Linked DNA regions of Homo sapiens: region 2 is linked to region 1. A link is a loop called in an ENCODE intact Hi-C map of the cell type or tissue named here. Cell type or tissue: mammary epithelial cell. All regions are shown on one strand. Each heading gives the region's core, and the rest is flanking DNA. Links, peaks and the distances in the headings are about the cores only. Region 1 has its middle 31 kb from the start of LACC1. Region 2 has its middle 58 kb from the start of NRAD1.

The links. Hi-C counts contacts between places; a loop is a spot of excess contacts. Peaks named below come from ENCODE experiments on the same cell type or tissue, not always from the same donor. Only the 100,000 strongest peaks of a DNase experiment are listed, where the experiment ranks them.
Region 2: it touches region 1 in a loop (4-fold over the local background); 4 of 110 quality-filtered maps call a loop at or near these places.

What each region holds. Positions count from the first base shown.
Region 1 is chr13:43,904,694-43,917,530 of GRCh38, reverse strand. No RefSeq gene overlaps it. Among named protein-coding and RNA genes, the nearest start is that of LACC1, 31 kb to the right of the region's middle. In mammary epithelial cell, for the core only: CTCF peaks have their summits at 8,924 (motif pointing left) and 11,907 (motif pointing left); a DNase peak (open chromatin) is centred at 8,530; H3K27ac peaks cover 329 bases.
Region 2 is chr13:43,955,850-43,973,524 of GRCh38, reverse strand. It overlaps the pseudogene DGKZP1. Among named protein-coding and RNA genes, the nearest start is that of NRAD1, 58 kb to the left of the region's middle. In mammary epithelial cell, for the core only: a CTCF peak has its summit at 9,603; no DNase peak of the experiment used is centred there.

The DNA of each region.
Region 1 (12,837 bases), core at 4,838-12,837:
ACCAACCTCAGAGAATTGTAAAGGCTTTTGTTGCATTCATCACATCAAATTTTGTTTACAGTTCCTTCTGTGAGATTCTTGAAGGCAGAGACTATGTCTTATCCATTCCTAAATTTTGGATAATTAACATAGTGCCCAACAAATAAAAAACATTCAATGAATATTTGTGAAATTGTGTTGAATCAACTATTTGTACTAGTGCAGCCCTTTGACAACATACTGAATAATATTTTTGTAAAAACAAAAATTCCATTTTTAAATTCAGGTAGTATGGTAGATTAGAATTGTTCTGCAAATATTCACCTTTATCCTCCTCTTTGATGAGAAAAGTATATTCCCTAACCCCTGGAATTTAGTCTTGCCCATATGCCTTGCTTTGGCTAATAGGATGCTAGTGACCATGACCTGAGCAGAGGCTTGAACTGAGCTTGCATAACCGGGCTTGCTCTCTTGAACTCCTGCCTTTCACCACGAGAAGAGCATGTCTTGTGCAGCAAGTAGTCCAAGGAGGATGAGAGACATTTGGTGCCAAGCCCTCCCAAAGCCAAGCTGGGTCAGCCAAACCTCAATTGACTTTTAGATGTGTCAGCCAGAAATACTCATTACTCTACACCACAGTTTTGGGTGGTTTGCTAGACAACATAATTGTGGTGTAGCTTATTAAAACAGATGGTGTTTGATTAAAGAATGTACACCATTTGCTATGCTATAAGTTCTCAGAGTGGACTATACTTTCAAGCTGGGTCAATTTTTCCATTGAACTTAGTAGATTACCTACTAATATAAATGTGTTATTATTTATGTCTTATGATTCCAATGGTATAGTGGTTAAAATTGATAATCTGAGAGCAACTTCCTCAAGCAAAGTATTTTTTTCTAGGTGAAGTTCACCATGAGAAGTTCAAGTTCATTTGAAGTTTAATCTAGTGGAAATATTTTCCTTCTCCACTGCCTCTCATGTCACCTATGAATGTCTGGTGCCATTTTGGGCAGAACCAAATTTTTTTCTCTGCAGGCAGTATGATATAGGGAACTCCCATGGGGCCATATGTACAAATTGAGGGAGAAATGGTGATGAGCAGCCTTCTATTCATGGGAGTGGAAACAAGTCCTATTAACGTCTTAACACTGCCTTTGGGTTTTGCTCAGGCCCAATGTCATATACAGCATTTTTATTTGCTGATGGAGAATCTCTAGACACATTTAACTTTATGATCAGCTAGATCCAAACAATCAATTGATATTGGAAAGCTTAGGTCATTTGTAGACCTATGGTCAGGTATTCACTCCTATCAGGACCTGGCAGCAAGCCACAAACTGTTTTCAGAAGGAAAACAGTGACTTGATAAAGAGGTCATAGACTTGCTCCAAGATCCTACGGGCTCACACCGTGATTCTCTTAGTTGAACTTGGTGCAGGAGCAGGCTCCATTTAGATTCCTTATCTGCCACAGACACTTAAAGAACCTATGATCCAGCTGGGTGCGGTGGCTCACGCCTGTAATCCCAGCACTTTGGGAGGCCGAGGCGGGCGGATCATGAGGTCAGGAGATCGAGACCTTCCTGGCTAACACGGCGAAACCCCGTCTCTGCTAAAAATACAAAATGTTAGCCGGGCGTGGTGGTTACTCAGGAGGCCGAGGCAGGAGAATGGCGTGAACCTGGGAGGCGGAGCTTGCAGTGAGCCGAGATCGCGCGACTGCACTCCAGCCTGGGCAACAGAGTAAGACTCTTGTCTCAAAAAAAAAAAAAAAAAAAAAAGAACCTATGATCCACTGGTTTAGAAAAGCTGAAATTGCAGAGCCAGAGCCTCTTATAACTAAAGTCTGTACAACCATGGATTTCTTTTTGCTCTGGACTCCATTCAAGGCTGGAAATATTTTTGGTCAGTGACTAAATGAGTCAGAGCAGAACAACCAAATGTAGTATATGTTGCCTCAAAAATCCAAAGACACCTGTTAAACATTGTGCCTCTTTCTCAGTGGTAGGGGCACAAAGGCGCACAGTGTTTGCCTCTGGACAGAATAATCCAATATGATGAAAACAACCTGACTCTAGAAACTTCGCTGACATGGTAGGCACCTAAATGTTCATGGATTTTCTCCTCCAGCTACTGCCACGCATGTGCCTTAAAGGTTTCTAGGGTATCTGTTACTCCCTGCTATGCAGATCTTAACAGTAAAATGTCACAGATGTAGTGTACTAATGTGATGCTCTGTGAGGTGTTAGGACAGTTAAGGTCCTTGTGGGCCTAATTTTGACACAGAGCCAAAGAGCTGACATAAGCCTTAGACAAGATTGTTCTTTGGAATAGTGGGAAAATGGGCTAATTTAATGACTACATGTTAGATGCCAAGAGAGGTGTCAGTTTGTTTCAATAAAAAAGGCCACAGCTGAAACAGCAGCTTAACTGAAGTAACCATTGGTTGAGTTTTAATAATCCATTGCCATTCATGAAAATCCAGTCAAATTTGTATGTTAAATCTGAATATGAAAGGAATCACTTCTCCAAACAAACATAGCTTCTAGGTACATAGCTTCTAAGTTTTCAGTGGTGGCAATGATCTCTATGGTGCTTCAAGGATGCAGTATTGCTTTTGGTTTACTCTTTTGGTAGCATGAGGAAGGAGCTCCAGGAGCTTCTGCTTGGCCCCTGTATTAGCCTTTCAAGTAGTGTTCTATTTTGGCATGCATCAGAATCTCTTGAATGGAGAACATAAATTGTTAAACCCCACCCCCAGTTTTTGATCCAGTAAGTCTGGTTGGGGTTTGAGAATCTGCATTTTTAACAAGTACCCAGGTGATACTGATGCCAACGTAGATTATGACTACAGACTGCAGATTGGGTAAGTGAAAAGAAATTTTCAAATAAATTTACCAGCCTCAAGCATTTAACATAGTACCAGCATCAGTCCGTGTGTTTGACGAAGAAGAAAGTGGAGACGAGTGGTGAAGTTAGTAAGTCAATTCAGTGGCAGCTGGTGAAGAGATCTCCTATTATCCACCTCATATAGTTGCTGTAAATTTTAAATGAGGGTATGACTGTAATGTGATCAGCACAGTGCCTGGTATATGGAAACACTCAATAAATATTATTATTTCAGTTTTTTAAAATTAATTTTAAAATCCACCCAATATAGCCACTAATCACCTAAGCATCTTTGTATTAGTTATTTAACCATTTGGGCACTGAGTTTATTCATCTATAAAATAAAGTGGTTGAAATAGGTGATCTTTAATGTCTGTAAAAATCACTGGTTTTACATTAAAAGGAATCTATCATAGCTGTCTTAATTAAGGTTTTATACTCACTGAGGGTGATCTTTCTTTATAGCTCTGATGTTCTGAAAATCTTGTTTCTTATTTATTTTATCTAAATTTTGCATCTTGTGGAATACATATTTTTCTAAAAAGTAGATTGGACTTTAGGTCAGTTTCTACCTATATTTATGCCTGGGAACTCAGAATTGAGGTACTATAAAAAGAAAAACCCAAATAGTAAAGGTTGTCTTTTCTGTTTATAGGGTCATACTTTTCCCATTTGGGTTTCTCTGAGGCTTTACTGGAGAGAACTAAAGCCCCGTTAGCAGAAGTGCCACAGAGACATAAAAGAAGCTGCTATTGTTTTAATTATATGGGTCTAATTACGGTAATGTGATGGATAATTTACCATACACTAAGGGCTGGAAATTTCAAGTTGTTTTGGGATTAGAACCTGCAAATCATTTTGATTAAAATACCAATGACTTCACTGAAGGGCCACTGTCTAAAATTCTGCACAATCATATTCTTCTTATTATAAAAATTTCATACATGTCATTAACCACAACTTGATGAGAAAGCAAAATAGACCAAAAATGAAATGTATGCTTGCCAAAATGGTTAATTTACCATTGACTATCAGTTTGCCCTCTTTCGAAATGTCCTATCTTTGAATCTCACTGCGTCTTGCCTGTACAATAACCCCTCTCTGTTTTGTATCACCAGTTTTCCCTATTTCCTGCATCTTTGTTTTTGCACATAAAAATACTGTGATTTCTCCCATCTTAAAAAAGAACAACAACAATAACAACGAAAGCCTCTTTTGGTTTCACAGCTCTTTGTAGATACTGCCTCTTTTCTTGTTCCTTTTGTAGCAGTGGACCTCAAAGACACAGTGCACATTCATCTCTCCATTTCTTCGTCTCCTGTTCTGTCTTGAAGATTCCTATCAGAGTCCCCCCACATTTCAGTGAAGCTACTACTATAATGGCGGTAACTCCATTAACTTCCACATTGCCAATCCAAATGTCAATCTTGGTTGTAGCCAATTGTCCTCCTTTTTGAAATACTTTCTCAATTCAGCTTCCAAAGCACTGCTCTATCCTGCTTGCCCTTCTCCCTCTCTGGCTGTTCCTCCTCAACCTTCCTTCCTTCCTGAACCCTCCCTGTCTTCCCTACCTCTAACTGTTGGAGTGCCCCAGGCTGAGTCCTCACACATCTCTTCACTAACCACGTTATTCTTCAGATGATCTCACTTACTCTATCCTTTAAATACCATCTATGTTCAGATGATTCCAATATGTCAGTATGTCCAGGCCTTTCCTGATTATCCTGTCTAAAATAGCACTCCCTCCTGTCATTTTCTATTCCCTTCCCTTACATTTTGTGACAGCACTTACTTTTTAGCAGTGACTTTATATTATATGTCTATTTGTTTATTTGCTTATTGTGTACCTCCCTGACTAGAATGTAATCCCATGAGGGCGGGGACTTGGTTTTATTCTCTGCTATATCCCAGCACAGAGAATAAGGTGATGGTGGTATGGTATATATTAGGTATTCAATAAGTATTTGTTAAGTGAATCATTAATGTCCAAATTTATTCTTTCAAATCATTGAGCACTCATTTATGTTATGTAACAGTGCAAAGCAAGCAATAGCTTTAGCTCTAAGAGTGGGATCACTGCAGGCTGCCTGGGTTATTTACCACACAGCACGCGGAGGTGAAGGGCACAATGGTGAGAGGGTGGAGAAGTGGCAGCAATTCTAATTTGTGCCCAAATAAGGGAATGGCAAATCCAGTCTAGTTTAAGACAGTTGAGGTTGGGATGGGGAAAACAATGGGATGGGTGGGCCTCAGCATAGGGGCACAGCTTCATAACTATCAGGTGAAGAATAGAGACAACAGGACTCCAAATACAAACAAGGCAATCCAGAGAAACTATCAGATGTTCTGAAGCAGAAGAAAATTTGCCTAGCCCACAGGCGACCCACAGGAACCCAGAGCCTGGTTCCTTGATTTCCGCATAGGCTCATGGCCACCTGCAGATGCTGGATGCTCAATCCAGAATCAGCTGTGGGGATAGGGCTGGGGCAGGTTCTCTGGGGAATGCAAAAATAAATATAATCTCTACCTTCAAAGAGGCTGCAGATTTATAGGAGATGCTAAGACACAGCTAATAGAAGTAAAAGCATTACGTAACATGTAATGTGCTCAGCAGAGCCGTGAAATCACAGCAAATTATATCTGTAAAGGAGGCTATTTATGGATTGTGTTTAAATATAGAACTAGTCTCTTGGGTGCAAGAAAAAGAACAATTTACTAGTTACATATCTCTTCATTTGCAAAATGTAGGGTTTAGAAAGAATTCTTTTTTATGTTTCCTTCCAGTGCTAAATTGCTATGATTCTTAATTCACATACATGTAAGCCTATATAGGTAAACTTGTATACATAGATAATAAAATCTCATTAATTTGGACTTTGATTATTTTGAACTTATGACCAACCATCAAAGTAAGGCTAGTTGAATTTTCATTTTATTTTATCAGTAATATTAGTAGCTTGTTCAAAAAGAGTGTAGACAAATTATAAAAGGAATGCTTACCAACTTTAAAGAACAAACTGTTTTCAAAGCATTTAGAACTCCTATTTGCAAACAAATAGCTGAAGTGGATGTCAGCCACTTGGACTGATGTTTTGATGCATTTCATACAGATCCCTGAACTAGGGCCGCTTGGAGAGAAGGGAGTTGACACACCAGGTCCCTGACCCTCATCTCACCTCAGAGCACCAGGAAGCCAGAGCTTGCCTTGACTGAGGACAAAACCAGAGGAAATCATTTGCAGAAGCACCGGGCCTGGCAGATTATGCCCTGAGCCTCCTGCTGTATTTCTTGCTTTGGCAGAACAAACTTTTTTAACAAAGAAGATGCAGTCTTCTTTAGGTTATTGTGTAAAATTCATCCATTGAAAATGTTTCTTGAATGTCTACTACATTTATCGAATGTGCAGGAGGCACTATTATATATCCTTATTACATTATAGATTTTCAGTACCAAGTGTTTATTTCATTTACAGCTCTTGAGGATATATTTTATCTTATTATTCACAGTTAATTGTAATAAAAGTTTCAATTGTATTACCTCAAAAGGCTACATGTGGACCTCACAGGCAAATGGGGATGTTACTAAAAGGAGAAACAAGGGTGATTATGTAATACTAAAATTTATCAAAAGCTTTTATGACTAAGGTCAGAAAAGCTGAAAATCAAAATGAGATGCAAATTGAAAAATGCCAGGAAGGGAATGAAAAAACAGAATCTGGAAACCACAGAAGTAAAAATTTTCATTATACCTTAGACAAATCATCACAAAGTTGATCCCAAATTGAAGATACATATAAGAAAGTAGTGGGAGGCCGAGGCGGGCGGATCACAAGGTCAGGAGATCGAGACCATCCTGGCTAACACGGTGAAACCCCGTCTCTACTAAAAAAAAATACAAAAAATTAGCCGGGCAAGGTGGCGGGTGCCTGTAGTCCCAGCTACTAGGGCGGCTGAGGCAGGAGAATGGCGTGAACCCCGAGGGGCGGAGCCTGCAGTGAGCCGAGATCGCGCCACTGCACTCCAACCTGGGCGACAGCGAGACTCCGTCTCAAAAAAAAAAAAAAAAAAGAAAGTAGTAATAGGAATTATACAACCCCCCTCAGATGAATTTAGTCACCCTCTGTGACTGAGCCAAAAGGCTAATCAAGAGAGGCCAAGGTCTTCAATCTCCCTTGAACGCACCAAAGTCATTCGAACCAGATGTTTTTCCTGATGCTGCTTTCTTCACCCACTGTCTGACTTTGCAGCTATTGTTCTATCTTCAGATCCTTGCTGCAGTTCTAGCTTCTTGGTGCAGCCCTTCCTAATTCCTCCTACCCAAAATGAGAGCCACTTTCTGGATGCCCCGGAAACCTTACAACATTGCAGTTTACCACTAAATGGTTCTCTAGTGAGTATGGAGTTCTTCTGGATTAGGCTACAAATACCTTACTTGCAGAATTCATACTGTAAACATTTTAGTGATTTATTAACTTGTAAGAAAAGTCTTACAAGACATAAAAATTTAGTCATATTAAGTAAATATTGAATGAATGGCATTTGTCAAAAATAAAAACTGTAGAAAAATAAAACCACTTTGGAAAATTTGGGATGTAAGGTTCATAATACCCATTGCACCTAACTCCTTATAAGACATAAAGGAGGCACTTTTGGCTGACAAATCGATTGATGAATGAATGGTAGTAAGAAAGTTTTCTTTACTGAGACCTTTCATTCTAACCTACATATTAATGTATGAAATTGATTAGTGCAAATAATCATACAGTCATCTCAAAGTAAACTCAAAACATTCACCACCACCACCACTACCACCACCACCCCCTAAAAGCTGCTCAGCCTCCTGTATCCTTTTATGCCTAGTTAAAGGCATCACTCCTCACTCAGTGACCTAAGCCAGGAACCTGGCAGTCACAAAGTACTTTCTCCTTATTCCCATATTTGATTCCTCACCAAATTCTGTTGACTGTCTCAGATCCATCCCTGCCTCTCCTTCAGCACAGATTTTACTTGGTTCAGGCCTTAACATCCCCACCCACCCAGACTCTAGGGTTATTTCCCAGCTGGTTGCACATATCTGGTCTCACCTCTCTCCAATCCATGCCACATCCAGCCAGAGAGGATCTAAAATGCAAATCTGTTCACATCATCCCCTTTCTGTATCTTGTAATGGTTCTAATGCCTAAAAGATAAAGTCCTAACTTCTTTGCATGTCCTTCAAGGGCCCTTTTAATCTGGTTTCAGCCTTTCTTTTTAAAATCAACTTTGGCCACTTGCCTATATGCATCATACCTTCTTCCCATCTAAAATTTCAGAGTCTAAAATTGTCAGACTTGAAGTGCCAATGCATTTTATCTCACTGTGTAGGACAATATTTGACCCTGTATCCATTTAAACTAGTTGACTTACCTCTATATCTAAACCAAGGACCAATTTATTTCTTGATCACCTCTGCAAAGCTGATACTTTGGTCACCACGATGGCTGGTAAATGCCCCTAATATAGCAATTATTTGATCGTATACGCATTTAACCTACTAGAACTTCTCTACTGTCAGAAGGGCAGGGAGGGACATAGCAGATGCTGGCATGTGAGGAAAGTATATAGTTTGGCATTTCATATATCAGCATCACCATAACAACCACTCAAATATTTGTTGAACATTGGTGAGTCAATGATGAAAGAGTTTAGAAGAAGGAATTTCAGGGAAATGGAACAGCAGGAGCAGAGGCAGCAGTGAACTTGCAGTAGGCTAAGAACAACCCAAGGTAGTTTTTTTTTTCCCTGACACTGCTAAATTGAAGGTTTTTATAAAGGAGCTAAAGATGAGGAAAGTAGCCAATCTGAATAAGCTGTGACTCAATAAGTAGAAGATGAAACCAAAACATACCTCAAAAACTTCTGCCTGGGAGACTGGAAGATTGGTGACACCTTGATGGAAAACAGTAAGACTGAATTGTACATTCAGACCAGTTCTCACCATCTGAATTTGAAAAAGAAAAAAAAAGTCTAAGAGGAAAAACTGAATAGTTACTACAAATTACCTACAAACGTCCTTGCCAGTATGAGGATTTATGCCACCTGGTGGCAGTTTATCTAATTTTGTTATTCAATTCTTTACAATAGTGCAAACTCTCAAAATTTGTACTTACAAACTTGAGCACTGTGTCAGGCATGAAGGAGCTATTAAATTTTTTTTGTAGAATAAATGGATGAGTGGAATGTGTAAATAAATTATTCAATGAAGCAAAGCTCTGTGATGAAAAAAGCTCTGATCCAAAGGTCAAGACAGTTGGCATCTAGTTTCACACTAACTGTCGAGTGATTCCCAGGAGGTCACAGACCTCTCTCCCAGCTCTACCATTCCTGACTTTATATTGGGGTTTTAGTTTATTTATCTAAAAAAAATGATATGTAAAAATTTCTTACAGTTATAGTATTTGAGTTTTTTATATATAAATTATATATATATAACAATATGTTATATATAGCACAAACTCAACAAAAACTCAAATATAACTGTAAGAAATTTTTACATATCTTTTTTGTTATATATGTATATTGGGATTTTTATTTGAAAAATTATTAGCTGAGTTCAAAAGTCCTTGAAGAGTCACAACATCAGAGGGTCTGTCAGGAGTGATATGTACACTTCTGGCAGTTGAATTTGAACTCACAGCTGGAGGAAACTTGCTGGTTCTAAGTTCTCTTCTGATTATGTCATCATTGTTTCTCTTTAGCCAGATGTTTCTAATGATAGCTTTCTAGATGACATTCCTCCTATTTTGTCCAGCCTCCGAATCCCCTCCTACACAGCACATTTGACCCCTTCCTATGAGTATCCAGGCCATACTCACAGGTGGGGTTTGAAGGGTGAGTACACACTGCTATGTGGATTTTTTTCTTTTTAGGCTAATATTATGTTTAATAAATGGGATTATGCTATTGTATGTATTTGTCTAATTTTCTCAGCTAAAGCAAAAGATCTATCCAAAAGGAGGCTTTTTAAAAAGTCGTATTCCTAATACAAGGTCTTTATGCAATAGACACTCAGTGTGTCCTTTTCAATACTGATCTTTATGATGAGAGTTAAAAAGCATTATCCAATTTAGGGACCAGGGAGGGGCTATATAAGATGATTCGGAAGTACTAGTAGTGCCAGCAAGTAGCAGCGTGCTAAAATCACACCCCACAATAGTGGGAGTACGTCAAAGGGACACAGGAACCCAACTGAAAAAGCACCAATGGCCAATTTAAGAAAAACAAATAAAATAATATTAGATTATAATCTAAAGTATATAATAAATATCCATGAGTTCATACTAACTTAAATAAATGATTGAATAATGGGAGAGAGTAGACAAATCTCAGGTATAGAAGAATTTGTAATAATTGATGTAGATACTCCACCGTCACAGTGTGAAACACAACCCTCCACTCTTTAAGTGTGGGCTCTGCACACACTGCTATAGAGTGTAGTATGGGAAGGCCAATGAAAGAGTAACCTTGTGATAGAAAAACCTGGCAAACACTGCCTCAGTCAGACTATCAACAAATGCTAAGTCAGGTTGGTAGCACATACCCTCCATGTGAGGTAATGAGAATAGCACGTTACCTCTGTGGTCTTCCTCCCCCAAATCCATATCTTCACCCTAATCATGAGAGAAACATCAGACAAATCCCAATTGAAGGACATTCTGTTAATACAAAATACCTGGCCAGTGCTCCTCAAAGCTGCCAAGGTCATGAAAAATAAAGTCTGAGAAACTGTGATAGCCAAGAAGAATCTAAGGAGATATGACAAATAAATTGTAATAAATTATCCTGGATGGGATCCTAGAACAGAAAAAGAACACTAGGTGAAAACAAAGGAAATCTGAATAAAGTATGGAATTTAGTTAATAATAATGTATCAATATTGGGTCATTAATCACAACAAATGTACCAAACTAATGTAAGATGTTTCTAATAAATGAAACTGAGTGTTGGGTGTATGGGAACTCTGCACTATCTGTGCAACTCTCTGTAAAAAGTTTATTTTAAAAAATGGGTCAAATCTCCCATCACACTCATCAGAAACTAGTGCCATGTTCGGAGATGCAAGGAAACGTCAAACTATTACTAAATATCTTTTGGAAAATTAGATAGCAGAAAACTAGATAGGATATTTTAAAAGCAAGAATCTTTCCTTTGAGGCAGGAGGAAGATAAAAGATGGCTTAAGAGCAGTTATATATTTTTTATTTGAAAAAAGTATAGTTCATTAAAGAAAATATAGGAAAAACTACACAAATGCAGAAAAAGGAAACAAAAGCTTTCATAATTTCACCATCTAACACAACTAAGTTAGTATTTTATTTTCAGTTTTTAAAATATGTTTATTTTTGTGATTTCTTCTCATAGTTGTAGTCCTACCTGATTACACAATTTAATTTCTTGGAAGGTTTTCCCTCTCTTCATTGAAGACAATCTTACGTAGAGCAAGTTAATTGGTGCCATTCTGCATTTCAGACAGAATTAATTTAAGTGAAAGAGAACCATATGACTTTGCAAGACTATGTGAATATCTAGAATCTGCTCTATTTGTCTAGGAGGTAGTGCAGAACTAAAGGGGTACATATGGTACTATACAGAAGCTTAAAGGTCTATCTCTTGATTTCACTGTGGAGAGGGTATGATATTTAAGAAACAAAATGGAGAAAGGGAAAAGTCTATCACCAGGCAAGTTCCTTAGAACTAAGAGATAGGTTACAGAAATAAGAGGTAGGATAATAGGTATTTACCAGTTCTCATGCTAAGAGTATTGTTGGCAGAAGAAAGAATATGATTGAGAGTAAATGGTAGGAAGTATATAATATTAACATTATTATAATCTCCATAATCATCTCTAGGGAGGAGCTTGCATTCAGACAATACTGTTTCTTAAGATTCACTACAATGGCTATTTTCCAGATAAAAAAAGTTTGACATCTTTAAATTCCGTTAGATTGAGGCAACTAGAAACAGTAAATATTCTTGAGTACATACTGCCACCCAGTGGATATATCTGTGTGATGCACAAAGCATTTGCGAACGAAGAGGACAAAGAGGTTTTGACTATGATGCTAGTGTTAAAGCTTTGCTTGCATTCAGTGAAGGCCATAGATCCTATGTAATCCCAAACTGAATTACACCACTCATTCAAAATTCTAGACTAGACTTTAATACACATTTTCAAAGTATTCTGATAAATATTACCAGAGGCTTTTGGCAATGGGAGAAAAATATTATGTGTGCTTACCAACACTATAGATACTAACTTCTTATTAATATTAATAAAACTAATGTCAGTGAATTTCCAATAAGATGAATCAGAGATACTCAACTTCTAGTAAGGAAGGAAGAGGGATGTCATAGCAGAGACTAGACAGTGGAAAAATTTGGCAAACACTGCCTCAGTCATATGATCAACAATACTAAGTCATATTGGTAGTATATACCTTGGATATGGTAATCTTGACTGCCTTGGATGCTAAGAACTCTGGCATGAAGTCTAAGAGAATTACACTTTTGGCATAATAATCTTGGATTTCCCTTTATCTGAAAGCTACTAAAGGTTTACTAGAGTGGAAATACACGCAGACAATGGATGGAATTTGGGTCATTTAAATGAATATTGAGACCATATTTATGTAGAGACTTCCTAGGGAGTCCTGGTATTCTGTAGATAAGTCCAATTATATTTGTGTTTCCTAAAAAGGAATAATACAATTTACGGAACTGAAATAACATTGAAAGTCTAAGAAAAACTACTTGTCTGAAACTTTATTTTTTGCTACGTTTATACATCATCTTCTCCAAGAAGTTTACACATCCACATGTGAACACTTCTGGATAGGAAATCTGCTAACTAATGTGTTCTCCATTGTTGGGTATGAGATTTCTTGACCTCACCATACTTACAAGTTAATAAATTAGCCTATCACTGTTTCTTA
Region 2 (17,675 bases), core at 5,723-13,722, 55 kb before region 1:
AGAACTCAGGATTAAGAATCTCACTCAAAGACGCTCAACTACATGGAAACTGAACAACCTGCTCCTGAATGACTACTGGGTACATAACGAAATGAAGGCAGAAATAAAGATGTTCTTTGAAACCAACGAGAACAAACACACAACATACCAGAATCTCTGGGATGCATTCACAGCAGTGTGTAGAGGGAAATTTATAGCACTAAATGCCCACAAGAGAAAGCAGGAAAGATCCAAAATTGACACCCTAACATCACAATTAAAAGAACTAGAAAAGCAAGAGCAAACACATTCAAAAGCTAGCAGAAGGCAAGAAATAACTAAAATCAGAGCAGAACTGAAGGAAATAGAGACACAAAAAACCTTTCAAAAAATTAATGAATCCAGGAGCTGGTTTTTTGAAAGGATCAACAAAATTGATAGAACGCTAGCAAGACTAATAAAGAAAAAAAGAGAGAAGAATCAAATAGACACAATAAAAAATGATAAAGGGGATATCACCACCGATCCCACAGAAATACAAACTACCATCAGAGAATACTACAAACACCTCTACGCAAATAAAGTAGAAAATCTAGAAGAAATGGATACATTCCTCGACACATACACTCTCCCAAGACTAAACCAGGAAGAAGTTGAATCTCTGAATAGACCAATAACAGGCTCTGAAATTGTGGCAATAATCAATAGTTTACCAACCAAAAAGAGTCCAGGACCAGATGGATTCACAGCCGAATTCTACCAGAGGTATGAGGAGGAACTGGTACCATTCCTTCTGAAACTATTCCAATCAATAGAAAAAGAGGGAATCCTCCCTAACTCATTTTATGAGGCCAGCATCATTCTGATACCAAAGCCGGGCAGAGACACAACCAAAAAAGAGAATTTTAGACCAATATCCTTGATGAACATTGATGCAAAAATCCTCAATAAAATACTGGCAAACCGAATCCAGCAGCACATCAAAAAGCTTATCCACCATGATCAAGTGGGCTTCATCCCTGGGATGCAAGGCTGGTTCAATATACACAAATCAATAAATGTAATCCAGCATATAAACAGAGCCAAAGACAAAAACCACATGATTATCTCAATAGATGCAGAAAAAGCCTTTGACAAAATTCAACAACCCTTCATGCTAAAAACTCTCAATAAATTAGGTATTGATGGGACGTATTTCAAAATAATAAGAGCTATCTGTGACAAACCCACAGCCAATATCATACTGAATGGGCAAAAACTGGAAGCATTCCCTTTGAAAACTGGCACAAGACAGGGATGCCCTCTCTCACCGCTCCTGTTCAACATAGTGTTGGAAGTTCTGGCCAGGGCAATCAGGCAGGAGAAGGAAATAAAGGGTATTCAATTAGGAAAAGAGGAAGTCAAATTGTCCCTGTTTGCAGACGACATGATTGTTTATCTAGAAAACCCCATCGTCTCAGCCCAAAATCTCCTTAAGCTGATAAGCAACTTCAGCAAAGTCTCAGGATACAAAATCAATGTACAAAAATCACAAGCATTCTTATACACCAACAACAGACAAACAGAGAGCCAAATCATGAGTGAACTCCCATTCACAATTGCTTCAAAGAGAATAAAATACCTAGGAATCCAACTTACAAGGGATGTGAAGGACCTCTTCAAGGAGAACTACAAACCACTGCTCAAGGAAATAAAAGAGGACACAAACAAATGGAAGAACATTCCATGCTCATGGGTAGGAAGAATCAATATCGTGAAAATGGCCATACTGCCCAAGGTAATTTACAGATTCAATGCCATCCCCATCAAGCTACCAATGACTTTCTTCACAGAATTGGAATGACAGAGGAGCGGGGAGGGTCGCCGGAGCGGGTGCCAAGCAAGGCAGGGCAGGCAAGTGCAGCAGGCACTGAGTTTCCGGGAGGAAGCCCGGGGGAGGTGGGGTGGGGCAGGAGCGGGGGCTGGGGACCCGGCCGAAGACCAGGGGGCCCAGGAAGCCTCTTCCCGAAGGCCTTCCCCTCTCCAGCCCCTCCACTCCTGGGAGGGCATCTGCTGCGGCCAGGGAGCGCCCTGCCCCAGAACCCCGGCAAAGGCATATCCAACCCAGCCGTGTCTTGTTCCCTGTGAGCCTCCGGGTCCGGCGGGGTCCTCAGGGGAACAGGTGAGGCCCCCCAGCTCCTGAGTCCAGCCCTAGGTCTGTGCGGCTCCTTAGGGGGCGGCATGGGGCTCTTTCCCTGGGGCCTAGGTCCCCCCGTGGCCGTCCCACTGGAATGTGGCAGTGAGGTGGGCAAGGAAGGCGCTCATCCCCTGGCCGCATTGTCCCTCCTGCTGCCCGTGGGCGGCCCGCTACACAGCCGTCTCCTGGTCCTCCCGCTGGATCATCTGGTAGTGCTGCCGGTTCTCCAGGTAGGCCGCCAGCTCGGTGTCCTGAGCCTTCTCAGCCTGCTGCCGGGGAGTGTCGCCCTGCTGGTCTGGCCCCGGCCTCCACGATGTAGTGGCAGATGGTGCGCTGGCCCAGGGCCGCTGCTTGGTGCAAACAGGTCTCCCCGTTTTCCTCCACCGCATCAAGGATCTCTGGGGGAGCGTGGTCCAGCAGGTAGCGGACCACATCCTTGCTGCCAGTGCTGACTGCGTGGTGCAGGAGCGTGCGACTCTGCTTGTCTCGGTGCATGATGTCGCCCCCAGCTCGGTGCAGCTCCTGGAGCTTACAGAAGTCGTTCCTCTTGGCAGCCTCAATCAGCTCTTCACCTTGAGGGGGTGCAGCATCCCCTTGCAGTGACCGGGGCGTGGGTGAGCAGGGTGAGGTGGGGAGAGGGGAAGTGGGGGTTGGGAGGTCAGGCCGGGCCGATGCCCCCAGCAGCTCAGGGTCCAGGATATAAATCTCATCCTGTGCGATCTCAGTCACATAGTTGAGGTGCTCCTGGGCTCGGTTGATCCTGTAGAAGCGGCTGGCAGTGGTGGCGTCCAGGAAGCACCACTTGGGGGACAGTTTCTGGCATGTCGGGGACTTGGCTCCAGCACCATCGGGCTCCTGCTGGAGTCTCTCAATGTGGGCACGGCAGAGCTCTAGGTCACTGTCTCCTGGGACCACCACAGTGCCCAGCGGCACGGAGGCCTCCTTGAGCTGCTCCTTGTCGTAGTGCAGGGCCTCATAGTCGTGCATGCTGACGCGTCTCACCTGGATGCGCAACTGCTCTGGCACCGGCTGCTGGTCGCTGTGCAGGGGGGCGGCGCTCCGCCGCTTGGCCTTCTGCACCATGGTGGCCTGGTTGCGCAGGGCAATGCGGATGCGTGAGGCTGCAAGCTTGCAGGGCTCGCCATCCACCTGCACCGGGATGGCCTTGGATGTGGTGAGCACCACCTCGCGACACTGCGTCAGCCGCTCGCCGTGTCCGCCCACCTGCAGCGCGGCCAATGACGTCATGGTGAAGCCAATGACCTCGAGGTAGCCGTCGTCATGCCGCTGGGGCTCAAAGTCGTGGTGCTCCCCAGGGTGGCCGCAGGGCATGGTGCCCGCACAGTACCTGGGGATGTTCAGGAAAACAACACACTGGGGTTTCAGGTCCTGGATCTTGGGAGTCAAGTCCATTCCATCACACACCACTCGGATGTGCTTGGCCAGGTCCTTGGAGCTGCCCATCAGGAAGTCAGAGAAAGCTGTCCCGGCGTAGAACATCTTATTCCGAAAGCGGCTGTTGAATTTCTCTGGGTTGGCCTCTCGAGACTCGTGGAACTCCAGGGTGACGTGGGCGTCAAAGCCCAGGCTGAAGTAGTTGTTGAAGACATCCAGGGGCAACCGGTCGGTGGCGCCTTCATCTCGGTCCTCAGGCCCTGCCTCGGGGTTGGGCTCAGCGTGGAGGTCCCAGCGGTCCAGCTGTACCACGTTCCCCTCCTCCACGTGGGAGAGGATCTTGGACACAGGCTCATCTGTGTAGCCCCCACCCCAGTTGAGGGTTCGGGCCAAGTCGTTGCCAGTACCCAGGGGCAGGATGGCAACAGGGGGTGGCGGCTTCAGGCGTAGCTGGTCCAGGGTGGAGAGGATCCAGCCCACCGTGCCGTCGCCCCCGCACGCCAGGATCCGCAGGTTGTGCACTTTGCGGTACATCTCCAGCGCCTCCTTGGGCCCTCCCTGGCTCAGGTCGAAGACTTGTCGGGGATTGAGATACCAGAGGAAAGACTGGATGATCTTTGCACCCTGGTTGCCCCCACTCTTGGGGTTCACAAACACCAGCAGGGGCTTCATGAGGGGGGAGGGGGTGGGCCTGATGATGAAGGGTCTCCAGCGGCCCTCCTCAGGCCCTTTCTTGCTGGACTTCCTCTTGAAGGATGCCCTCTTCTTCTTCTTGCTTGCTTTCAGAGTATTCTGGGGCCTCCGGGCGCGGAGGATCCAGGTGGGCGGGATGACCACGGCTGCGTGGACCCCCAGCGAGCACGGCTCCTCGATCTGCTGCAGCACGAAGCAGGACACCTTGCTGTGGTATGCCTGCTTGCACCACGAGCAGCTGATGGCCACAATCTCCTTGCTGTGGAAGGTGAACTTCTGCTGGAATCCCTTCCCACAGTGCCGACACTTGCCGTCCTGGCGTCGTCTGTGTACCCAGTGGTGCCATACAAAGGTTGGCTCGAGGACATTCCTGGAGCCTGATTCACGGAAGGATGGCTTACAGCGGAAATTTATCTTCTCCAGCTGCTCGATGCAGGGCGTGTGCACCACAATCTTGCAGGCTGCGCACTTTCTTCGAGACACTGACTTCTGCAGCATCCTGGCTACACAGTACTGCTCCCCAACGTAGCAGAAGTCCCCGGACACGTTGGTCTCGAACCAGATGTGCTCCCCATATGTCGCCGACTCGCTCCAGTCCACTGTACTCCGGATCTGCCGCTCTGACTCGCTGCACCGGGCCCCAGGGGTGGGCGGAGGGGGGGCCAGGTGCTGGAGGCCAGACTTGGTGATGGCTTTCCTGTGCCCGAAGAGCCGCAGCCCCGGGAAGCGCCGCTTGTTGAGTCGCCGCGGCGCCTTGTCCGGCTCGGGACCGGCGTCGCGCTCGGAGCCGCTGGACGAGGCGGAAGCCGACTCGCAGTCGCTGCTCCGGGCCTCCGGGCTACCGTCCCGCGGCTCCATCCGGCCCTAGCCCCGGCCAGCGGAGGGCCCGCGGGAGACGCCCATGCCGGGCCGGCGGCCGGGGCTCAGCACGCCCGCTCCGTGCCGCCCGCCACCTCCATCTGGAAAAACTACTTTAAAGTTCATATGGAACCAAAAAAGAGCCCGCATCGCCAAGTCAATCCTAAGCCAAAAGAACAAAGCTGGAGGCATCACACTACCTGACTTCAAACTATACTACAAGGCTACAGTAACCAAAACAGCATGATACTGGTACCAAAACAGAGATATAGATCAATGGAACAGAACAGAGCCCTCAAATAATGCCGCATACCTACAACTATCTGATCTTTGACAAACCTGAGAAAAACAAGCAATGGGGAAAGGATTCCCTATTTAATAAATGGTGCTGGGAAAACTGGCTAGCCATATGTAGAAAGCTGAAACTGGATCCCTTCCTTACACCTTATACAAAAATCCATTCAAGATGGATTAAAGATTTAAACGTTAGACCTAAAACCATAAAAACCCTAGAAGAAAACCTAGGCATTACCATTCAGGACATAGGCGTGGGCAAGGACTTCATGTCCAAAACACCAAAAGCAATGGCAACAAAAGCCAAAATTGACAAATGGGATCTAATTAAACTCAAGAGCTTCTGCATAGCAAAAGAAACTACCATCAGAGTGAACAGGCAACCTACAACATGGGAGAAAATTTTCGCAACCTACTCATCTGACAAAGGGCTAATATCCAGAATCTACAATGAACTCAAACAAATTTACAAGAAAAAAACAAACAACCCCATCAAAAAGTGGGCGAAGGACATGAACAGACACTTCTCAAAAGACGACATTTATGCAGCCAAAAAACACATGAAAAAATGCTCATCATCACTGGCCGTCAGAGAAATGCAAATCAAAACCACTATGAGATATCATCTCACACCAGTTAGAATGGCAATCATTAAAAAGTCAGGAAACAACAGGTGCTGGAGAGGATGTGGAGAAATAGGAACACTTTTACACTGTTGGTGGGACTGTAAACTAGTTCAACCATTGTGGAAGTCAGTGTGGCGATTCCTCAGGGATCTAGAACTAGAAATACCATTTGACCCAGCCATCCCATTACTGGGTATGTACCCAAATGACTATAAATCATGCTGCTATAAAGACACATGCACACATATGTTTATTGTGGCATTATTCACAATAGCAAAGACTTGGAACCAACCCAAATGTCCAACAATGATAGACTGGATTAAGAAAATGTGGCACATATACACCATGGAATACTATGCAGCCATAAAAAATGATGAGTTCATGTCCTTTGTAGGGACATGGATGAAATTGGAAACCATCATTCTCAGTAAACTATCACAAGAACAAAAAACCAAACACCGCATATTCTCACTCATAGGTGGGAATTGAACAATGAGATCACATGGACACAGGAAGGGGAATATCACACTCTGGGGACTGTGGTGGGGTGGGGGGAGGGGGGAGGGATAGCATTGGGAGATATACCTAATGCTAGATGACGTGTTAGTGGGTGCAGCACACCAGCATGGCACATGTATACATATGTAACTAACCTGCACAATGTGCACATGTACCCTAAAACTTAAAGTATTAAAAAAAAAAAAAAAAAGAATAAGACTTGACCAGTAAAAAAAAAAAAAAAAAGAAAGAAAGGGAAAAGAGACATTACAGAGACTGCTGAGGAAACTTATATGGGGTCTGTAGATTGGAGGGTAGTGTAAGATCAATGTTAATTTCTCAATTGGGAAGGTTGACTGGTAGAAATGTAGGAAGTGTCCTTGTGTGGGGGTGGGGGGGAAGTACACAAAGGAGGATGTAAAGATGATGGGGCACTATGTTTGTACCTTTTTGTCAAAAATGATTCAGAAAAATACTAATGGTGATGGAGATTGTACACACACACACAGAGAGAGAGAGAGAGAGAGAGAAATGGAGAGGATGAAGAAGTAAATGTGGTAAAATATTAATATAGGGAAATCTGCGTGAAAGGGATATGGTGTTCTTTAAATTTGAAATTATTTCAAACTGAATTATAAAAAATGATGTATAAGGTTTATGTTTATTGAAATAGAAATATGTCCGTGATTTAATTATGTAGAGTATTCCATATATTTATATGTTAAAAGAACTAATGGCCAGAGAATTATAGGTAATTATTAACATTTTCTTTTTACTTCTTCAATTACTAGAGATTTTTATGAGCTTTTAAAAATTTTCCTAATCAAAGGAAAATAAAATATATTTCCATTTTGCAGTCAATCTTTTAAAAACTTCACAATTACAACTTCTTCTTTGCAAAGCTTTTCAAATCTCTTTGTTTTCACAAATGGCAGGAGTGAAATTACAGTATGCCTACAAATAAACGCATGCATATAAGCAACTCATACTTAGGAAAGACACAGACACATAGATGTAAAATCATCACTTTTTCTAAAGTATACATTTTGATAAGTTCTAAGCAGTGACCTAAAGTTGTCATTAAATGCCCTCAATTACCTAATTATAAGTACTCAATTACATTAATAGTCCTAAGTCTTGTAAGCCAGCAGCTCAGAAAATTAAAATTAAGTCGAGTGACATTTACATAATACTTTACAGTTAATAAGATTATTTCATTAAATCTTCAGAATCTTGTATTATTATTACACAAAAATCCATTTGTGCCCCAGCCCAGACCTCTCTGCATCATGAAACAGGAGCCAGCAAAGGCCTTTTCTCTTTGATGTGGGTCATGAGAGTATAGGAGCAATCAAACAAAACAAAAGTGGGAACAGCGGGAATGTAATGAGACACTGTTTCTTTGAGACAGCGTCCTGCTCTGCCGCCTAGGCTAGAGTGCGGTGGTGCGATCACAGCTCACTGCAGCCTTGAACTCCTGGGCTCAAACAATCCTCCTGCCTTAGCCGCCCAAGTAGCTGAGACCAAGGTGCGTACTGCCACACCCAGTTAATTTTTTAAAGCTTTTGTGGAGATGGGGTCTCACTATGTTGCCCAGGCTGGTCTCAAGCGATCCTCCTGCCTCAGCATCCCAAAGTGTTGAGATTATAGGCAGGAGCCTCTGCACTCAGCCAACTAGCTACTTTTTAAAGCTGGCTCTTGTAACTTCTCACCCTGAACCACTGATGCAGGCAGTCAGCTTGCAGTCATGATTAGGGCCTGGTCTGCTTTCCAAATCTACATCAGTGAGAGAGAGGGGGCTGTGCTCAGAGAGCTGCAGGCATCAGTGTTCACCACCAAGCTCTTTATTCATTAATCCCAAGAAAGAGGCCTGAAACCTATGGATATGGGGAAGTAAGATGTTACATAAAGAGAAGGGAACATACATCTAAGCAAATGAATGATTAAAGCTATTTTTCCCAAATCAAAAATCATTCATAGATCAATACCTTCATTTATTGGGTAAAGGTCAACCTCATTAACAATGAAGCCCATGCCTCTGGAATTCTAGCTGTGGAAACTGGAGCTGTGCAGCTAGTGCCTAATTTTGCAGGTATGTCATCTGGTGAGTTACAGATCAGCACAGTTTGCAAAAGGAATTTTGTCTTTTGCATACCTCGCTTCTCTCTCACTTTTGAGTGGCTTTTAGCAGATTACTCCCCACAGCTTCTCTGTTCACAGTGTAATTTTTCAATTGTGACAGATTTGCACCATTCTGTTGGAATATAGTCTTCTTACTTCTTTGTTGGGAATCTGTGGTGTCACCAAAGGGGAAGGGAAGGGAGATTCCACAACATTTGAAGATAGTGGTGAGGAAAGAAAAAGTTGTTTCTGGATTATACACTAGAGTCCAGCCCATTCACTAAACCAATTCCCCCAGTTGTAACTCGGACGGAGATAGAGCTGGACGGGTGTGAAACTGCTCTTTGTCAGAAAGGCAGAAAGACAGACATGGAGGAAGGGAGGTGAATATTCAGGAAAGAGCAGGCAGGAGGCAAAAAGACCAAGCACCAGAGAGAAAAAAAGAGACGCAACCAAGATTCCCGAGAGAGACATAAGGGAAGAAACACATTTATTCATAAGATTTAATAAGAAACTGTCTTCTAGGTATGCATGTGAAATCACCTTTTTTTAATCCCTCATCTATTCCCCTATCAAAAATCCTCAACTAACACCAAATTGTTTACTATTGGCCTTATGCAAATGGTTGTTTTTGAGAAGAAGATAGCAAACATAATAAACCAGCCTATCTAATTTTTCATGGAAATTCAGTTCCTTCCCATGCCAACAACAATAACAAAAAAGATTGGACAATTGTCTCATTCAAATATTGGTTTGAGAGAGTACTAAATTGTTGGCCTCCCTGAAAGTGTCCATCTGGGCCTGAGAATAGAGCGTTCCTAGGTTATCTGACATTGTTTATGTTGTTACATGGCCTCAGAGAATCATTGCAAAGGTTTTCCTGGCCCAATGCCGCACAGCCCAGAAAGGCCACAGTCAGCCTGCATGCTTCTATTTCACATGCAGACTGCAACAGACCACAGGGAGGAGCTGTAAGAGATGCACACCACTGTGTGCCACAGGCAGGAAGAGGACACCTCCCCTACCACTGCCACTCCTGCCTCTCAGGCTTTTGTCATTTCTCCACATATACCCACATGGTCACTCTTCCCACCATGGGAACCCATCGTCATGTTGGGAAATGTTCCTACTACGGCCATTAGGAGGTTCTTCCTTCCCCATCTGTCTCCCTCTCACAGTTTCTTTCCTTCTTCCAGTGTAACTATAAATATTTCCAGACTCCAGAAGTCTGAAGAACCACTTGCCCTGCTTCTCAGGCTGGCATGATACTGTTGATGAATTTCTACTTTCCAGTTCCATTCTATGCCTTGCCTGGTATTCTGCCACTTCCCCTTTGTGATGGTTGTTACTTTTATGTGTAAATATGGCTGGGCCACGATGCCCAGATACTCAAACGTTCTTCTGAATATTCCTGAGAAGGTGTTTGGGATGAGATGAACATTTAAGTCAGTAGACTTTGAGTAAAGCAGAGTGCCCTCCATAATGTGAGTGGGCCTCATAGTTGAAGGCCTTAATAGATCAAAGGTGGACATCCTTCAGGGAGATAGGATTCTGCCAGCAGATGGCCTTCAGACTGTAACTGCAGCTCTTACCTGAGTTTCCAGTCAGCTGGCCTATCCTGAATATTTTGGATTTACCAGGCCTGCGCAATCACATGACCTAACTCCCTAAAATAAATCTCTGTCTCTGTCTCTGTCTCTGAATGTACACACATCTTGTTGGCTGTTTCTGTGGAGAATTTTGACTCATGCACCCTTTGTGCAGAGTAAACCAGGAGTGTCCTCATTAACATGTGGCACTTGTACCCCATTGCCCCCAAGACTCTTCAACAGGCTTACCTCAAACTTCACACACAGCAGCTTAGGCATTGGGCAGAGGGTGGGGAAGGGGCTAAGAGGACCTTTGCTACATGAATGTAAACAAGTATTTTATTCACTGTGGGAAGATGCGGTCTGCAGGCAATAGCATCCCATTTAATGAGATAAAGCAAAGGAACCAATCCCTTCTGAAATAGTTGCTTACCCAAATAAGAGTTAACAGAAAAATATAATACTAATCTTTGTTCATTATTCACTGGATTCTCTTAATTTTCAGATATCCCCTTGGATTAAATGTTTTCTTATTTTTTGGTTGTTTAGGTTGGGCATTAATTAATCAACCTGCTTTTCACCAATTTTCACAAAATCTCTCATGTAGTTGACACCTGTGGGACTTTTTGCCTAGTACCCTTCTATCAGTCATTGGAGACCCCTGAAGAAAATTTTCTCTTCAACTCTCCTAAGAGAGCTACCCCCTCTTATCCACTTCCATGGTACTGTAGGGTTCACCCTATGAGCCCAGTGCCACCTCCTCAGCACAAATGACTCCCAGGAGGAAGACCCTAACTCCAGCAGACCAACAAGCTTCTTATCTTGCAGTTCTGGACTTGGAATAAGAGAATGACATTCTGTCCCCTTCTACGTGGCTAAAGCTCTGAGAGATTTCAGCAGCCACATTTCCTGTCATGGGATAAAGCTGATCAAAACTGAATGCAGGGAGTTAGAGAGGATTTTCAAGAACCTAATTCCCATTGTTCTGGAGGCCCAGCCATCTTTCTGACCTTAGTTTCCATGAGGCATGTTTCTATCCTCACAATAAATACCCTGCTTCATTATGGTAATCCAAGTTGGGTTTCTGTCATTTGCAATCAAAGGAGTGCTAAGCAATATGTGTGGAAAAGAACGGCATCCGTGAAACCAGCATTCTGTCCTGGTCTCAAAGCAGCTTGAGTCACGTTATCTCAGACAAGTAGAAACCTGCCCTCGGCCCAAGGGGGTGCCACCTTCAAGCCACTCCACAGGTGCTTTGTGTGATGGAGTCCTCCAGAGGGTTATGGGTTCTTGCCAGCATTCTGGGGCTGAGTGGGAAAGGGGGCCATGGTGGGGGTGGGGAGGGATGCAAAGCTGGCTTCTTATCCACCATCAAGAAAAAGATTTTTGGCTGGGCGCAGTGGCTCACGCCTGTAATCCCAGCATTTTGGGATTACCGAATGCGAGATTTGCCGAGGCGGGCAAATCACCTGAGGTCAGGAGTTCAAGACCAGCTTGGCCAACATGGCAAAACCCCATCTCTACTAAAAATACAAAAAATTAGCCGGGTGTGATGGTGGCAGGCACCTGTAGTCCCAGCTACTCAGGAGGCTGAGGCAGGAGAATCGCTTGAACCCAGGAGGCAAAGGCAGAGGTTGCAGTGAGCCAAGATCATGCCACTGCACTCCAGCCTGGGCGACACAGTGAGACTCTGTCTCAAAAAAAAAAAGAGTTTTCTTCAACTCTCCTAGGAAGACATTTCCATATATCATCTCCTACAGAGGTCTCATCATCTTAAACACCTGCCTGATATGTAGGCTTTCAGAGTCAACACTGCTGAAATTAACTTTGAAATATTTAAATATTTAACAATTTAAAATATTTAAAATATTTGGAAGAATTTTAGAGGATAAAAAAAGAAGAAAAAGGGAAATCAGGAAATGCTCAAGTGTTGATAGTCTCTCCCACTACTTCTTGCCTTCTCTCTAGACTTACTTTGGAGAGGAGGTAGAGGGACATCTAGAATTTTTTTTCTGAGTTCCTACTTTATCTAGACAGAAATATCAGTTTTCCTGCTGTCTTAATCAGTTTAGACTGCTGTAATAAATATATCATAGACTGGGTGACTTAAATGACAAACATTTATTTCTCACAGTTCTGGAGACTAGGAAGTTTGAGATCAGGGTGTCCGCACATCCAGTGTTTGTTGGGGGCTCACTTCCTGATCTGCAGAGGATCATCTTTTTATTGTACCTTCACACGGCAAAGAACAGAAAGAGAGCTCTCTGGGGTCCCTTTTATAAGTCACTAACCCCATTCATGAAGTTTCTACCCTCATGACCTACTTACCTCCCAAAGACCTCATCTAATAATACCATCACATTGGAGGTTGGGATTTCAACATATGACTTTTAGGGGAACATGAACATTCAGTCCATAAAATTTCTTTTGTTAGCTTTTCCTTCAAGAGGAACTTTTACGCACTTAAGGTATTCAGAAGGTAAAACAACCTTCTTACTCAACTTCCCATTTCAACTCATGTTCCCTTCACCCATTCTTCACATAGCAACCAAAAGGCTATTTTTAAGATATAAAATCAGAACACTAAGTCCCTTCTGTAAAATATTGCATTTGTTTCCCACCATATTTAGAATCAAAACCAAATTTCTAACCATGATTCCCAGAGCCCAGTATGATCTGAGTCTGTATATGTCCCTAGTCCCAACGGATGTCATCCTTTTCCTCACTTAGTCTCTTCCAGCCACCCTAGCTTCTCTCAGCCCCTGGAAAGCACCTGGTCCAAAAATTATTATTCTAAACCAGACAAATTGTGCTTACAGGGAAGCATCTGACAAAACTCAGGTCTTAGCGAAGCCTGTGGAAAAGACTGCAATTCCAGTCAATAAGGAAAGTTCTATCCTGGGAGACAAAGACTTTTATGGCAGCAGATGCATATCTGTTATTCAACTGTCAATATACGGCAAAACTGAGTGAGCAACTGCCTAATTTTCCCCCTGTTCTGAGTGCCATGGGATCTCATTCATCGCTCGAGTGAAACTAGAAAACTAACACCAGGCTCCTGGCAGTAAACAGAGTGTCATGGTTAATAACAGAAGTTAGGCCGGGCACAGTGGCTCACGCCTGTAATCCCAGCACTTTGGGAGGCCAAGGCAGGCGAATCACAAAGTCAGGAGATCGAGACCATCTGGGCTAACACGGTGAAACCCCGTCTGCACTAAAAATACAAAAAAATTAGCTGGGCGTGGTGGCAGTCGCCTGTAGTCCCAGCTACTCGGGAGGCGTGAACCCAGGAGGTGGAGCTTGCAGTGAGCCAATATCACGCCACTGCACTCAAGCCTGGGCGACAGAGCGAGACACCGTCTCAAAAACGAAACAAAACAAAACAACAACAAAACAAAAGTTTGATGTAGACGAAACTGGGTTTGAAACCTGACTTTCCCACTTCGTGGCTGTATTCCTTAAGCAAGTCACTTAATTTTTCCAAGCCTCAATTTTCTGCACTTTATAATGTGTTAATAATTTGACTTTGTGAAATTTAAATTAGAAAAAAGTATATAAAGCCCTTTCTTGAAGCAAGCATTTAGGCACTGCTAAATTCTGAGTGGTAACTAAACAGAACTGTAGTCTTGGCTTTTATATTTGCTTGCATACTCTTTGTAGGTGCAGAAGCTAAAAGATTGGTTAAGTAGGGAAGGAGACAGCAAAGCGTCAACTTCTTGTTGGTTGTGATTGTGCTAGACTTTGCCTGCAGCCTTTACAATACCTGGTGCAGTGCTGAGTACATGGTGAGGCAAGGTTACTCAAGTGAAGCATATAATCTCCTGCATCAGAAACACCTGTCATAATGCGCATTCCTGAGCACTGCCTAAGAATTCTTAGCCAGAGTCCCTGGGGTTGAGGACAAGGATAGACATTTTAAACAAATCCTCTAGATGATTCTCTATACACATATAAATTGAGAATATGTAGCTGAGTCTCAAAACAAAACTGATGGGTTGATTGAGCAAAAAAAAAAAAAAAAAAAAAAAAATTACAACTCTGGTCCCAGATGCAAACAACCTCCGTCTAGCTTTGCATCTTTTAAAAAATGCTTTCTTCCAAACATAAGTAATATATTAGAATTTTTATGAAAGGAAATGCAGTGAACAAAAGGTCAAGAGTTGCTGGGATATTTATTTCAAAGCCTTAGAGACTACCTCTTTGACATTTCAAAGGTCCTCAATGGGCCTGTAAATTAAATGTATATGTCCCCATGTTCATGAAAATCCCTTCTGCTAGAGAGCTTCCTCCCACAGAGCAGGTTCTATCAGGTAGAGGCTTATAACTTATTGATAATATTAATGTAGCACCCTGAGTTAGCACGAAAGCACTCTTACCACCCTGCATTTGTGTAATAAAGTGCCTGGCCCCCTTTTTGATGTTTGATTGCTGATAGCTTTCAATATACATAATTCCCCTTCTCCTTTTGTCTCATATATTAGTAAGCTGATAAAAAAGCCTGGGTGCTCCCTCCCTTGGCACCCATGGGAAGTTCAAATCAACACATGTGAGGGAACCCCTCACCCCAGCCCTGTGCCCTAATTGTCATAAAACTCCAAGCCAGTAACCTCTCCCTGCTCTCTCAATCCATTTTTGGAACTTCTTGGGAGTTTGCTGTGATTTCCCTAGAAAGCCTAATCATGAGAATAGTGTGCACATGCGTGCGTGTCTGTGTGTGTGTGTGTGACATCATCAGTCTAGACATAGGAACTAAATTTTTTGGAGGAGGGGGAGTCTATCCGGTGTCCATAAAGTGACCTAAGCCATCTGAAAAATGAAAGTAGCCTTTTCATCCATCTCGGTAGTTTCTCTGTCCAGTCTGCACACAGCTGAAAGTGTCATTTCCACAATGTGCTGCTCTGATTTTGCTACTTCTTCACTTAAGTTTAAAATTAAAAATGTCAAAGGGTTCCCTACAAAATCAAGTTCTAAAGCCTGGCATCTAAAGCCCATAATTTTAACCCAATTTATCTTTCCAGACTTTCCCCCCTACCATTTTCTCATACCTTGTTCTTTAGCCAAATAGCTGATCTACTGATTCCCAAAGGAATTTTAATGTCTGACTTGTATTAATAATTGGACTTGTATGTCCTTTTCCACTGTTTTCTTAAGGTATTACTTTTATCTCAGGATATTATTTTAACTTTCAGTTCTTAAAATTTTTTCTCTACTAGATTTTAAGAAACCAGGAATCTTCTTTGTTCACTCTGTAGGACTTAAGGCAAAACCTGGCACATCGTATGTGCTTAATGAATATTCATTCTTCTGATTTGATAAAGCATCATAAACCTACTCCGGGATTTCTCAAGGGTAAGAAATTAAAACAAAGGATAATTTTTGATGTTAATTTTTCAGCAAAATGTTATGCTTTAATCATGAATGACTTTATGGAATTGGGTTTGAGGTTTTTTTTTTTTTTTTTTTTTTTTAGATGGAGTCTAGCTCTGTCACCCAGGCTGGAGTGCAATGGCGCAATCTTAGCTCACTGCAACTTCTGCCTCCCAGGTTCAAGTGATTCTCCTGCCTCAGCCTCCTGAGTAGCTGGGACTACAGGTGTGTGCCGCCATGCCTGGCTAAGTTTTTGTATTTTTAGTAGAGAGGGGGTTTCACCGTGTTAGCCAGGATGGTCTTGATCTCCTGACCTCGTGATCCACCCACCTTGGCCTCCCAAAGTGCTGGGATTACAGGTGTAAGCCACCGCGCCTGGCCTGAGAAAATATTTTTAATATAAAATGAAATGAACTAATTTACACTCCCACCAGCAGTGTAAAAAAGCATTCCTATTTCTCCACATCCTCTCCAGCATCTGTTGTGGAAGATAGTGTGGTGATTTCTCAAGGATCTAGAACCAGAAATACCATTTGACCCAGCAATCCCATTACTGGGTATATACACAAAGGATTATAAATCATGCTGCTATAAAGACACATGCACACATATGTTTATTGTGGCACTATTCACAATAGCAAAGACTTGGAACCAACCCAAATGTCCATCAATGATAGACTGCATAAAGAAAATGTGGCACATATACACCGTGGAATACTATGCAACCATAAAAAAGATGAGTTCATGTCCTTTGCAGGGACTTGGATGAAGCTGCAAACCATTATTCTCAGCAGACTAACACAGGAACAGAAAACCAAACACCATATGTTCTCACTCATAAGTGGGAGTTGAACAATGAGAACACATGGACACAGGGAGGGGAACATCACACACTGGGGCCTTTCAGGGGGTAGGAGGCTAGGGGAGGGATAGCATTAGGAGAAATACCTAATGTAGATGAGGGGTTGATGGATGCAGCAAACCCACCAAGGCACGTGTATGCCTATGTAACAAACCTGCACGTTCTGCATATATATCCCAGAATTTAAAGTATAAAAAAATTTTTAAAAAAAGAAATGAATCTGTCCTTTAGTCTGTTGTGATGAACAAATTTGAATATTTCTCAAAATTGTCATTCATTAATGATAAAATTAGCTTAGGCTAAATTCAATTAATTGGTTTGTTTCAAATGTACTATTTTTTGCAGGCTTTTTCCAATCATACGCTTTTAGTACAGATCTTGATCATTTCATTAGCAATAGTAGGCACCTTATTGCTAAAAAGTACAACATGCTAATTTTCTCCCATAGGATTGGTGTTCACATGGGCATACACAACAAGGACCTGTTGCTCCTTTAAAAAGCACTTTTTCTCACGCTTCTAATCCCAGCACTTTGGGACTGCTAATCCGAGGCGGGCGGATCACAGAGTCAGGAGATCGAGACTATCCAGGCTAGCACAGTGAAACCCTGTTTCTACTAAAAATACAAAAAATTAGCTGTGCATGGTGGCGGGCACCTGTAGTCCCAGCTACTCGGGAGGCTGAGGCAGGAGAATGGTGTGAACCCGGGAGGTGGAGCTTGCAGTAAGCCGAGATTGTGCCACTGCACCTCCAGCCTGAGTGACAGAGCAAGACTCCGTCTCAAAAAAAAAAAAAAAAAAGCACTTTTCTTCTTTAAGCCTCTAGTTAGTCTCTTCTCCAGGAAGATAATAATTCAAAGATCATAGCTTTTTCTGTAACATCTTTAATCATGCCAGTAAAGGTTCTATCACAAAGACAAAAGATACACCATGGCAACTGATAGAATTCTCCAGTATTTACATGATGGATAAAAGGTATAAGTGACTTACCTTTCCCTTATAATTGGTTAATGCAAAGAAAATGATATCTAGCAGAAAGTCTTCTATAATGTAGAATCTACTTGAACATATGATACCAATGCCTCTCTCACAAAAGATACTAATAATATCCCTGAAAACAGGTTCTATTCTCATTTATTAGACAACTTGCTTCATAAAGACTAGTCTATAGATCTGGACATATAACAATCTGGGAGCTGGGTGCTGTAGATTAGAAAG